Linked DNA regions of Homo sapiens: region 2 is linked to region 1. A link is an interaction called in ENCODE POLR2A ChIA-PET data of the cell type or tissue named here. Cell type or tissue: PC-9. All regions are shown on one strand. Links, peaks and the distances in the headings refer to the core of each region. The heading gives the core; the rest is flanking DNA.

What was found. ChIA-PET counts read pairs that join two places held together with the same protein. Peaks named below come from ENCODE experiments on the same cell type or tissue, not always from the same donor. Only the 100,000 strongest peaks of a DNase experiment are listed, where the experiment ranks them.
Region 2: POLR2A ChIA-PET joins it to region 1 with 8 read pairs; 2 of 35 experiments call an interaction of 5 or more read pairs at or near these places.

The regions. Positions count from the first base shown.
Region 1 is chr12:98,436,212-98,444,070 of GRCh38, forward strand. No RefSeq gene overlaps it. Among named protein-coding and RNA genes, the nearest start is that of TRD-GTC1-1, 63 kb to the right of the region's middle. In PC-9, for the core only: no CTCF peak of the experiment used is centred there; a DNase peak (open chromatin) is centred at 4,060.
Region 2 is chr12:98,669,080-98,675,400 of GRCh38, forward strand. APAF1 (apoptotic peptidase activating factor 1) reads left to right here. Exons shown (of 27, transcript NM_181861.2): 11 at 1,894-2,007; 12 at 2,456-2,640. Among named protein-coding and RNA genes, the nearest start is that of APAF1, 27 kb to the left of the region's middle. In PC-9, for the core only: no CTCF peak of the experiment used is centred there; no DNase peak of the experiment used is centred there.

The sequences.
Region 1 (7,859 bases), core at 1,200-6,199:
TGATCCACTTCCACTTGATGAATAGTGCATATATTTTCTCTTCCTTATGAGTTTCTTTTACTTTTTTTTTTCTTTTTTGAGACAGAGTCTCGCACTATTGCCCAGCCTGGAGTGCAGTGGTGTGATCTCGGCTCACTGCAATCTCCACCTCTCAGGTTCAAGCAATTCTCCTGTCTCAGCCTCCCAAGCAGCTGGGATTACAGGCATGTGCCACCACACCCGGCTAATTTTTGTATTTTTAGTAGAGATGAGGTTTTGCCATGTTGGCCAGGCTGGTCTTGAACTCTTGACCTCAAATGATCTGCCCACCTCAGCCTCCCAAAGAACTGGGATTACAGGCATGAGCCATCACGCCCAGCCCTTATGAGTTTCTTAATAACATTTTCTTTTCTCTATCTTACTTTATTGTAAGAATGCAGTATGATATATATATATATATATATATACACACACACAAAATATGTGTGATTCAACTGTTTATGTCATCAGTAAGGCTTCTGGTAAACAGTGAGCTATTCGTAGTTAAGTTCTGGGGGAGTCAAAAGTAATTTAAAAATTTTCAATTCTCCAGGGTCAGCAACCCTAACTCCCACATTGTTCAAGGGTCGGCTGTAGACAGACCCACATCTACATCTATGTATACAAACTGGAGCTAGTTCAGGGTACAATGGCCCAGACTAGTTTGAAGCTATTTTAGGGCAAAGCCCGTAGTTTTAAGCAGAAGGACTTAAACCCATAACATATGGGGAACAGTTGATAGAATTAAAGATGCCCATTGTAAAGAAGAAAAGATTTGGTGGCAGGAGTGGAGGGTGGGGTTCCAGTGGGAGTATAAATATAATGGTCTTCATATATTTGAAAGCTATCATATAGAAGGGAAATTGGCCTTGTTCTAAATGGCATATATAAGGTAAGAACCAGAACCAATAGGTGGAAGCTTTAAGAAAGCAAATGTGGACCTTCTAATGGAGGTGGCCCCATTTAGGTCAGACCACCACTGGCAGTGTCTTCGTGCGAATAATGAACAGCAGGGATTTTGATGGAGGGTATTTGAGAATCCACAGGATGATTCATCTAGAAGACCTTTAATGTCCTTCCCAATCTTAAAATTTAATGATGCAAAGAAAGATTTAGGAGGAAACTATGAAAACATGACAACTAAATGTAATGTGGGACCAAAGGTTGGATTCTGACCACAAAAAGAACATTCGTTAGGAAAATTGAGGAACCTCAAAATTTGAATAAGGTCTATAGATTGGTTAATAATATTGTATCAGCCAGGCGCAGTGGCTCATGCCTGTAATCCTAGCACTTTGGGAGGCTGAGGCAGGTGGATCACCTGAGGTCAGGAGTTCGAGACCAGCCAGGCCAACATGGTGAAACCCTGTCTCTACTAAGACTACAAAAATTAGCTGGGAGTGGTGGTAAGAGCGTGTAATCCCAGCTACTAGGGAGGCTGAGGCAGGAGAATTGCTTGAACCCGGGAGGCAGAGGTTGCAGTGAGCTGAGATCAAGCTACTGTACTCCAGCCTGGGCGACAGACGACAGACTCTGTCTCGAAGAGACTGTCTCAAAAAAAAAAAAAGTATCAATGTTACTTACTTTCCTAGTTTTAGTAGTTATATTATGGTTATATAAGAAGTGAACATTAGGAGAAGCTGAAGGAAGAATATATGGGACTCACTGTACTATTTTTGCAACTTTTCTGTAATCATAAAATTATTACAAAATAAAAACTTTTTAAACACTATCTCTGCTATTTATTAGCATCATTGTATTGCACAAGTTGGTTAACTTCTCTGACATACAATTTCCTTATTTTTGTAGAATAAAGATAAAATTCCTGTATTGCAGAATTGTTAGAATTAAATGAAAGAATATTGCAATGCACTTTGTCAGAGTGCCTGCACATAGTGACTGTTCAATAAAGGTGATTATTACTTTAAAAAAATTAAATAACAATATCAAAAACTTTAAAAACAAGTCTATAATACCAAAGTTCTAGACAATAGTGTGTTGCCCACCTATTCCTCAGGACTAGCCTCTCTGGAATTTACCTAAAATTATTGTTTACTTATTAAGTTTATCAAATGAGCTAAGCTCATTAGTGTACAAACAGAAAACAGTTTCATGTTTCTCTGATAACCCCTTCAGAATATGATACATCACAGCATCCTTCCCCAGCTCTGGGCAATATCTTGGGCTTATCTCATAGATTTTGAAATTACTTTCAAGAATGAAAACTCATTAAACATTTCTATTAAAAACTTCAGGCCAGGCACCGTGGCTCATATGTGTATTCCCAGTGCTTTGGCAGGCCAGGGTAGGGGGATTGCTTAAGGCCAGGAGTCCAACACCAGCCTGGGCAACATAGCAAGACCCCATCACTACAAAAAACTTAAAATTAGCTTGGTATGGTGGTGCATTCTTGCAGTCCTAGCCACTCAGGAGGCTGAGGCAGAAGGATCTCTTGAGCCTAGGAGTTTGAGGTTATAGTGAGCTATGATCAGACCACTGCACTCCAGCCTGGGCAATTGAATGAGACCCTGTCCCTGAAAATAAAAGGAAAGAAAAAAAAATACTTCAATCGTGTACTCAGTGCAGTCTCAGCCTGGTGTGGTGACCTACAGCATGGGAAGGAGGAACTGTCTGCTCTTCTTCCAACTCTTTCACATGGCTCCCTCTTGCTCTGCTGTGTCTGGGCTCTCCAGGGTCCAGTCAGGGAGCAGGGGGATTAAGGGAAGAAGGGCAAATATATCTTTGTGGCAGATGCTCTTGTAATACAGTATACCATGGCCTTGCAGTAGGAGGAGCCCAGATGCTGGCTCTCTCCAATGGGAAGCATTTGTGGGGCTTTTGAAGGCTCTCTGTGGGGACCATCTGGCTGAAAAACTCCCTTCAAAGTCAGTGCACTCTCCCACTTCTCCCAGAAGTTTCTTTTTTTTTTTGAGACAGAGTCTCCTTCTGTTGCCCAGGCTGGAGTACAGTGGTGCAATCTCAGCTCACTGCAACCTCCTCCTCCCAGGTTCAAGAGATTCTCCTGCCTCAGCCTCCCGAGTAGCTGGGATTACAGACATGCGCCATCACACCCAGCTAACTTTTGTATTTTTAGTAGAGATAGGGTTTTGTCATGTTGGCCAGGCTGGTTTCAAACTCCTGACCTCAAGTGACCACCCACCTTGGCCTCCCAAAGTGCTGGGATTACAGGCATGAGCCACCATGCCCAGCCTTCTCCCAGAAGTTTCTTGCAAATTTCTCAGCTCCTGCTCAGAAGTACAGCATATAACAGCTCATTGCTGGAGTCCCTTCACCCCATAGGCAGCACTTCTGATTCAAGGCCAGCTGTTTTCCATTGTAGTGCCTCGGAAACGCATGCCCTCACCACTACAAATTCTGGCTGTGTAAACAGGTTCCACTATGACCCTCTCATTTAGGATTCCCTGGTGGTTTCAACCAACACCCACCCCCCCAAATTCCAGACTCACCAGGCAGGAAGCAAACCCTAGTTTCCATTCATTTATGTCCCTAAATGCCGGAAGACACAAACCCACTCCTTCATAATCTCTCCTCCTCCACTCTACTCCAATCCCAGGACACCACAGGAGCCCTGAACTCTCTCAAGAGTTTCCCCAGAGGAAGAGAACAGGAAATGCCATGACACTATCCCTACCCCAAGGCCACTTTCTAATCCCCTTCCTCCTTTTCAGCTGGAGGATATGACTGAGGTTGATAATCACCATACTAGTTTTGCTGTCGCTTCATAATTTCTGCATGGATATGTCTGTGCTAATATCCTATTCAGAAATCTGGGGATAATTATCACCTCTTGCTCTCAACTTTGGGGATTCAGATAAAATTTCAAGACACCATGAAAAGTCCCATTTGATATTCTGTTACACTTAAAACACACCATGACGCTTTCCATATGAGCTCTCCGCCCTCGTCAGGGCTGTCTGCAGATGACACAATGGGAAACAGAGAAGCTGTGACTATTGGCAGAGTACTGCGTCTGGGCTGCTGAGATAAGACTTTTGGAAAGATTCAAACCACAGGCTTTTGCAATAGTTACACAATCACTTCCACCCCACCCTCAAGCTGAATGTCTTCCAGAAAGCAGAACATTCTTTAGGAGGTGATTATATAACTAAAACAGAAAAGGTTGTAACTGATGTGTGGGAATATCATTTAAGGGTTTGAAAATATATCAAATCAGAATGAAACACTTAATTAGGACAGGATAGCTTTTTATAGTTAAAGGTGATGCTGTAGAGAGGGGATTTAAATCATTCTGAATTACCCAAGGACTACCTTATGGAAACTACAGGGAAGCCAGTTTGGGACTCAAAAATATGCATTCATTCATTCACTCATTCATTCACTGAGTTCCTGCAAGGCTTCAGGCTCTGAGTTGGGGCTGATGTTGACGCAATGGTTAAGATTTGTTCCCTGCCCTCAAAAGAACTCAAAGAAAATCTCCATAACAGAATAAGGTGCCACCAGAGAAGAAATCATTATTCGAAAAAGATACTTGCACACGCATGTTTATAGCAGTACAATTTACAACTGCAAAATCGTGGAACCACCCCAAATGCCCATCAATTGATGAGTGGATAAAGAAACTGTGGTATATATATATATATATATATATATATATATATATATATATATATATATATATATATATGATGGAATACTATGCAGCCATAAAAAGGAATGAATTAACAGCATTTGCAGTCACCTGGATGAGACTGGAGACTAATACTTTAAGTGAAGTAACTCGGGAATGGAAAACCAAACATCGTAAGTTCTCACCGATATGTGGGAGCTAAGCTATGAGGATGCAAAGGCATAAGAACGATACAATGGACTTTGACGACTTGTGGGAAGACAGAGAGGGGTGAGGGATAAAAGACTACCACTATGGTGCAGTGTATACTGCTTGGGTGATGGGTGCACCAAAATCACACAAATCACCCCAAAGAATTTACTCATGGCCGGGCGTGGTGGCTCACGCCTGTAACCCCAGCACTTTGGGAGGCCAAGGTAGGCAGATCACCTGGGGTCAGGAGTTTGAGACCAGCCTGGCCAACATGGTGAAACTCCGTCTCTACTAAAAATACAAAAATTAGCCAGGTGTGGTGGCGGATACCTGTAATCCCAGCTACTCAGGAGGCTGAGGCAGAAGAATCACTTGAACCCAGGAGGCAGAGGTTGCGGTGAGCCGAGACCGCACCATTGCACTCTGGCCTGGGCAACAAGAGTGAAATTCCATCTCAAAAAAAATTTAAAAAGAGAACTTAGTCACATAAGCAAATACCACCTGTATTCCAATAACTTATGGAAAATTTTTGAAAATTAAAAAAGAAAAAGAAAAAAATTTTTTTAATCATTAAAAAAACTCATTTACATATTTTTTTAAAAAATAAGTACTGAGATCCCCTAAGGATCTGCCATATATGTATCCTGGAAGACCAATGAAGAGGGAGGATTCAAGTTCAAAGAGCAGGAGAAGAGAAGCAGTGAAACAACTGATCTTTAGGGTGCCTTCTATCCTTGCAAACCTGAGGCTCTGTTTGTGCTCTGGAACGCTCAGACATAAGCCATGATGTCCTGCTGGCTATGTGCTGAAGGAGCTGACTTGGTCCGTTGGATGTTTGCTGCACAGGAGGTTTTTGCAGAGTAGGACTGGCTAGGTTAAAAAAAAAAAAAGAAAGAAAGGAAAAAAAATAGCTCTCAACTTCTAGCTCCTCCTACCTAGCTAATCCCAGAGCATCTAGCAAGTGAGACAAGAGGTAGAGAGTGGGGCTGGGCATGATGGCTCATGCCTGTAATCCCAGCACTTTGAGAGGCTGAGGCGGGTGGATCACCTGAGGTCGGAGTTCACAACCAGCCTGGCCAACATGGTGAAACCCTGTCTCTACTAAAAATACAAAAAAAATGAGCCAGGCATGGTGGTGGGTGCCTGTAATCCCAGCTACTAGGGAGACGAGGCAGGAGAATTGCTTGAACCCGGGAGGCAGAGGTTGCAGTGAGCCAAGATCGCGCCATTGCACTCCAGCCTGGGCAATAAGAGCAAAACTCAGTCTCAAAAACAAACCAACAAACAAAAAAAGGTGGAGAGTGGAAGAAAAAGGCAGATCTTACCTCCTCCTTTCCTACTTCAAGCCTCTGGGAGAACATGGGAGGAGAGGTTTATAATTAGAGATGTGATTAAAGTTTTTATTTTGATTAAATAAAATTAATTTCAGACAGGCAATAGAACCAACAGTGCATAGTCCAACATCAGAGGTGTGTTCACTAAAATGCAGAGGACAATCAGTAACAGGAGTTCCATCAAGCAGACCTCATGCAGGCAGAGGGAATTCAGGTAGCTGGTGAGGAACGGAAATGCTTAAAAATGGTCTACATGTGCTTGCACTGAAACACACAACAAGGGACAAAGATTTGTGAAATGTGTCCAACAATGCTAAATGAGACTTTTCCTGCCTCTACATTGTGACTAAGAGAGTAAGATCTGGACACATCAAGAAATCCACCTCCAGCCTAGAGCCTATATATAAGAAAGAGTGAGGACAACAAAGTTGTCAATCCGTGGTATAAAAAAACATGCTGTTGGCCGGGGGCAGTGGCTCACACCCATAGTCATGATTACAGTCCCAGCACTTTGGGAGGCCAGGCGGGTGGATCACCTCAGGTCAAGAGTTTGAGACTAGCCTAGCCAATATGGTGAAACCCCATCTCTACTAAAAATACAAAAATTAGTTGGCATGGTGGTGCATGACTGTAATCCCAGCTATTCGGGAGGCTGAGGCAGGAGGATCACTTGAACCCGGGAGGCAGAGGTTGCAGTGAGCCAAAATCGCACCACTGCACTCCAGCCTGGGCGACAAGAGTGAGACTCCATCTCAAAAAGAAAAAAAAAAAAAAGAAAAGAAAAAGGAAAACATTCTGCTGCCTTCCCAAACCATGCAGGAGGAGTCGCAAGAGAAGCAATGGTAGAGAATGGAAGCAGACAGTCCCTGCCAAAAAAAGAACACCATCTCACCATCCTCTTACCTGCCTGCTTACTAAAAGGCAGAACTGGTAGACCCAGTGAGAAAATCTGAGAGTACATTAGTTTTCTACTGCTGCCATTAAAAAATTGCCACAAATTTAGTGGCTTAAAACAACACAAATGTATATCTGTAGAACAGAAATCTAGTAGGGATCTCTAAATCTAAATCTCTAGTAGGAATCTAAAATCAAGGTGTCAGCAAACTAAGCGGACTTCTAGAAGCTCTATGGAATAATCTGTCTCCTGATCAGTTAGGTTGTTGGCAAAATTCAATTACTTGCAGTTGTGGGATTGAGATACATGTTTTCTCTTTTTTTTTTTTTTTTTTTTTTTCTCAAGACAGAGTCTCACTCTGTTGCCCAGGCTGGAGTGCAATGGCGCAATCTTGGCTCATTGCAAACTTCACCTCCTGGGTTCAAGCGAGTTTCCTGCCTCAGCCTCCCAAGTAGCTGAGATTACAGGTGCCTGCCACCTCGCCTGGCTAATTTTTGTATTTTTAGTTGAGACAGAGTTTCACTATGTTGGTCAGGCTGGTCTCGAACTCCTGCCCTCAAGGGATCCACCCGCCTTGGCCTCCCAAAGTGCTGGGATTACAGGCATGAGCCACCACACCTGGCCGAGATACATGCTTTCTTGTTGGCTGTAGCTCAGGGCCATTATCAGCTCCTAGAGGCTATTCACTGACTTGGCCTGTGGCTGTCTTCCTCCATCTTCAAGTCAGCAATGGTGGGGAACGTATTTCTCATGTCATATGTCTCTGCCCTTTTTCTGTAGTCACATCTCTCTCCCTGACTATAGCCATCTA
Region 2 (6,321 bases), core at 1,322-6,321, 230 kb after region 1:
TATTTACATTTAATAGTGTATATTGGAATGATGGTATTCCAATAAATACTTGTGCCCTAATTTACTTAACCAAACTCTAGTTATCGAACATTTAGGTTTTCAGTTTTTTTGGTCCTTATGATGTAATGAGCATTCTTGTTTATCTTTGTACCTATGTTGTTTCCTTGGCAAATTCCGAGAAGTAGAATTACTGAGCCAATGCATCTTTTTAAAGCTTTTGACATGTATGATAGTGTGGCAGGATTCAGTTTCTCTTTAGCCTTTTTTCTGACTTTAAAGGTAATGGTTGATTTTCATTGGAAAAACAGAAAAAAACGATGAAAAGGAAAACAGAGATCACAACCATTACTAATGCTCTTGTGTATAGTTTTCTAGATCATTTTGCTGCTTCTATAAACATACTTGTCTCTTAAAACCAAATGGGATCATAATAGAAATAGTCTCATATATTGCTTTTTACCATTTAATTACATTGAATGGTCATCTTTTCATGTCATTTATATAGAGTGACATGATTTTTAAAGCTGCATATTATTTCATTGTATAGCTACATTATGAATGGCCAGTTGGTTGATGGACAATTAGATTGTTTAAGCATATTCATCTGGTTATTTTCTTAGGATACTTTTTTATAAGTGGAATTTCTGGGTCAAATAGTATGTGCAGTTTAAATTTTAATACAGATTGCCAGACTGCTCTCCAGAAGGGTACCCTGTTTTACATGCCTACCAACAGTGGTTGAAAGTGTTCATTTCCTCTGATTCTAGCTAATCACCTCCTCTCCTCTCCTCCCTCCCTTCCCCTCCCCTCCCCTCTTCCTGCCCTCCCCTCTTCCTGCCCTCCCCTCTTCCTGCCCTTGCCCTTTCTTTGACAGGATCTCACCAGGATGTCACTCTGTTGCCCAGGCTGGAGTATAGTGGCATGATTTCAGCTGAAATCACTGCAACCGCCACTTCCTGGGCTCAGGTGATCCTTCCACCTCAGCCTCCTGAGTAGCTGGGAGCACGGGTGTGCACCACCACACCCGGCTAATTTTTGTATGTTTTGTAGAGTTGAGGTTTCACTGTGTTGCCCAGGCTGATCTTGACCCCTGGGCTCGAGTAATCCACCCTCTTCAGCCTCTCAAAGTGCTGGGATTACAGGTGTGAGCCACTGTGCTCAGCCCCAGCTAATATTCTTGTTACTCCTTTAGTCTTCAGAAATCTGATACTTTAAAAATGGTAAATTTTTCTTGTTCTCCTTTGATTACCGGTGAGATTTTGGCCATCTGTGCTTTTTGTTTTGTGAATTGTGGCTCCCATCCTTTGTTTGCTTTTACCTCCTTTACCTATTTTTTCTCTTGACGTGTTTTTCTTTTTCTTACTGTTTTATTAGAATTTTCTATAAAAAATAATTTTCTATAAAAATAAGGATTGAAGCCCTGATCTATCATATGTGTTACAAATAAGTATTTTTTTAAAACTTCTTTGGTCTTGAGTTTAATTTATATTGCTTTCTACTGTATTGAAGATTTGAATTTTTATGTAGTTAAATACACTTTTATATAGTTAAGTGCAGTTTTTCTTTTTGTTTGATATTTTGCTTTGGGGTCATGTTTACAAAGATTTCCTTCACTACAAGCTTACAAAAATATTTATTTTTATTTTCTAGTATTTTTAAATGTTTTCTATTTTCTATTTAAATTTTTAACCAACTGGAGTTTATTTGGAGCTGAAGTATGAGGCCCATTTTATGTTTCTTTGGAACTATGGATGTGTTCTTTCTCACTAGCTTTTGCATCCTTTAAATTCTAGATATTTACTGTTTCTCTTAGCAGTGTGAGGTTAATGATGTTATACCTAAAATTTTTTGATCTCTAACAGTGCTGCTGATACTACTTTTTGTTTTTTAAAGGAACTTTGTGCTTTAATGTTTTCCCTGGATTGGATTAAAGCAAAAACAGAACTTGTAGGCCCTGCTCATCTGATTCATGAATTTGTGGAATACAGACATATACTAGATGAAAAGGTATATATATTAACATGAAAAATTAGTGCTAAAAAGGAATCTCATTTTTTTTTACATTTAATTCTAGATTTAATGATGGGAATGAGCAGAATAGAAGGGGTGAAGATAATTTCCCTCCTTTGATTTTTGGTTATTCTAATTAATTTGCTTCCTACCCTACTGGGAAAGTAGGTAGGATTGAAGTTTAAAAGCTAGGAAAATAAGATGTTCAGTGGTTTTTTTAAAAAAAGAATGTATTAAGAAATGTGTTTGATAATGAGATTTTTACCCTATGTTTAAAAGTCAGAAGAGGATTACTATATATTTGTTACTTAATGGTTGGCTGTTCAATTTTAGTTCATATAAAGAATATTTCATTTAAGCTTTTAAAGTGGCAAGATCACAGAAATGGAAAAATGTCAGATCGTGGCTCTGATTGTGTTTCTAAGAGATTTCAGTTTATTTGTAGGATTGTGCAGTCAGTGAGAATTTTCAGGAGTTTTTATCTTTAAATGGACACCTTCTTGGACGACAGCCATTTCCTAATATTGTACAACTGGGTCTCTGTGAGCCGGAAACTTCAGAAGTTTATCAGCAAGCTAAGCTGCAGGCCAAGCAGGAGGTCGATAATGGAATGCTTTACCTGGAATGGATGTAAGTAGGTTAGGAGAGAAACCAAAGGGAGTGGTGCGCTAACTATATCATTATTTTTCAGGTGGTGAATACGATCACTCCAGGAGGATTTAACTACTTTCGAAAGGGCTGGAACTTTTAATAAGCATTCTTACTTATTGAAAAGTTCTAGAGAAGTAAGCATAGGAGAAAATGATTGTATTTTCAAAGAATCCATATAAATAGATGCCTGTAAGGCATTTGGACAAATTATCCTAAGTATTCAGTACTAAGTGCTTGACTTACTGTAATTTAGTATAGTGGTGAGGAGCATGGACTTTGGAGCCACAGAACTGGGTTTGAGCCTCAGTTCTAAAACCTAATAATTCTGTGACTTTGAACAAGTTACAGGTTTTTCTCTCATATGTAAAATGGAGATAACAATCCTTTGAAATAAGTGCTGTTTCCATGAAGATTTTATTTATTTATTTATTTATTTATTTTTGAGACAGAGTCTCACTATGTTGCCAAGGCTGGAGTGCAGTGGTGTGATCTTGGCTCACTGCAACCTCTGCCTCCCGGATTCAAACGATTCTCCTGCCTCAGCCTCCAAAGTAGCTGGGATTATAGGCGCCCACCACCATGCCTGTCTAGTTTTTATATTTTTAATGGAGATGGGGTTTCGTCATGTTGGCCAGGCTGGTCTCAAACTCCTGATTTCAAGTGAGCTGCATGCCTCGGCCTCCCAAAGTGCTGGGACTACAGGCATGAGCCACCACGCCTGGCCTTCTGTGAAGATGTAAATGAGATAATGGCTGTAAAGTAATTTGCACTTTCCTTTGCACATATAGTCCTTATTAAATGACCACTGAACCCTGATTATTCTGTCTCTTAAAGGAGTCTCTTTTGCTCTTACCTTAATCTTGTAAGGAAAGGTATAATCTTACCTTTCCTTATAAAAAGGAAAGGATAGCTATTAATACCATCTTTTTAATGCCTGTTATAATGCTACATAATCAAGTTATTCTATTTAATCTTCAAAACAAGTTTATAAGGTAAATTTTATTTTTATTTTATTTTATTTTATTTTTTTTGAGACGGCGTTTCACTCTTGTCGCCCAGGCTGGAGTGCAATGGCACGATCTCCGCTCACGGCAACCTCCTCCTCCTGGGTTCAAGCCATTCTCCTGCCTCAGCCTCCCGAGTAGCTGGAATTACAGGCATATGCCACCACGCCTGGCCGATTTTGTATTTTTTTTTAGTAGAGACAGGGTTTCTCCATGTTGGTCAGGCTGGTCTCGAACTCCAGACCTCAGGTGATCCACCCGCCTCAGCCTCCCAAAGTGTTGGGATTACAGGCGTGAGCCACTGCACCCGGCCTAAATTTTATTTACCTTATAAAAATGTAAGTACCTAAAATTGACCTCTGATTATACAAATGAGAAAATTGAGGCACAGAAAGATTTGGACTTGGCTAAGTTCATGTGACTTGCTGAATGGGATTTAAACCTTGGATCTTGTGGCTGGGCATGGTGGCTCATGCCTGGAATCCCAGCAATTTGGGAGGCCGAGGCGGGCGGATCACCTGAGGTCAGGAGTTTGAGACCAGCCTGGTCAACATGGTGAAACCCATCTTTACTAAAAATACAAAAATTAGCTGGATGTGGTGAATTGTTTGAACCTGGGAGGCAGAGACTGCAGTGAGCCGAGATTGTGCCACTGCACTCCAGCCTGGGCAACAAAGTGAAGCTCTGTCTCAAAAAACAAAAAAAAAAAAAACAAAAAAAAAACCTTGGGTCTGCCTGGCTTTATTTTGCATGCTCTTTCCATATGTCATGCTTCCCTTACAGCTTGAAATAATAAATATGAGTGGCTCTCTTTTCATATGTATAATTTATATCTAAATAGAAGTCCAGGTTGGTATCTGTGATCTTTATGGCATTAGGCCCTCTTTCCAAATAAGTCAGACTACTGTAGGTGATTTTCTTGATTCAGTTTAGTTCAAGAAGCGTTTGAGTTTCTGTACTGTGCTAAGCACTAGCATTTGAGTTTCTCTACTGTGCTAAGCACTGTTACTAGATGTGAGGTCTTTCCCCTAAGGAGTTCAAAATCTCGTAGTGAAGAAAGGAGTTTAGGCAAATAATTACAATATAATGCAATGAGTATAACAACAGAACTATGTATAAGTAGAGATAGAACTGATAAGTATTTGGCTTGGAAAAATGAGGAATTCAAGGGAGGGTTCCATGAAGGAGAGAATGGTATCTGAGAGAATTAAAATTTTTTTTTTAAGTTAAAATGTTTAATTTTTGTTGGTTTTATTTATTTATTTATTTTGAGACAGGACCTCACTTTGTCATTTAGGTTGAGTGCAGTGGTATGATCACTGCTCACTGTAGCCTTGACCTCTTGGGCTCAAGCAACCCTCCTGCTTCAACCTCCTGAGTAGCTGAGACTACAGGCACATATTACCATGCCTAATTTTTTATTTTTTTGTAGAGATAAGGTCTCACTATGTTGCCCAAGCTGATCTCAAATTCCTGGACACAATTGATCCTCCTTCCTTGACTTCCCAAAGTTCTTGGATTACAGGCATGAGCCACCACACCCAGCAGGTTTTATTTTAAATAATACATTCCTGATTAAGACAAAAAACAATAGTAATAGGATGTAAGATGAAAAGTCAAAGACTAGCCATTTCCCTCCTACCTTCCCACTTTCCAGAGTTGACCATTCCTTAATACTTTCTTGTGAAGTGGAGGTCTCTCTCTCTCTCTCTCTCTCTGAGAAGCAGCCCCCTAACTTACTGAAGCTAGATTAGATCTGTCTGTATTCGAGAGAACTGTTTGCCCCATATCATAGGATTTGTCACACTTTATAGTGATTATCTGTTTACTTGGTTTTCTCTCATACTAGTCCATGTGTTCTGAAGTATAGAATAGTTTGGAGGTTAAAATAACATACCCTGGCTCTAGACTGCCTGGGTTTGAATCCCAGCTCTGCTATTGATTAGTTGTGTATCATAAGGGGAAAGTTATTTAACTTCCTTTGCCTAATGGTAGTATTTTATAGCATTGTTGTGAGGATTAAATTAGTGTATATATGTATATAAACGTATAGACATACATATAGTACTTAGAACAGCACCCAGTTCATAGAAAGTGCTCAATAAATATTAGTTGTTATTAAGAATAGCATTTAGCATTTTTCTGGTCTGTATTCAGTATAAATTTATGGAAGATTGAATGAACTCATGTTTCAGTTAGTGGCTGAAATAGAATCTTAATACTTGGTCTGATCAAAGGGCATAGGTTTAGTTCTTGTTCTCTTATGAATTGTTGAGTTTCTTCCTGTTTTCTCCCATTGCATCAACTGCATTTCTCCTTGTGATGTTCTCTCATAGAATGGTTAGCTATTTATAGCTTATTTTTAAATTGTGTTTGACCAGTCCATATTCAAAGAATGCTTTATTTAAGTACTAGAAACTTTTTTGGTGTTTACTATAGAAAGGTTTAGGTTGGTATAAGCTTAAATTTAATTGAGTTTCTGTTTTCAATGAAATTATTTATTCACTCATTCATTTGTTATTTGTCTAGTACTTTTGGGCCATCTACTATATATCCTTTATTATGAAAGTCACTTTCTGAGCTTTGAGGAATTGAGTAGATAGATCAAGCAGACATAAAGAACATTTTAAAATCTAATCCTCTTAACTTTGCTAGA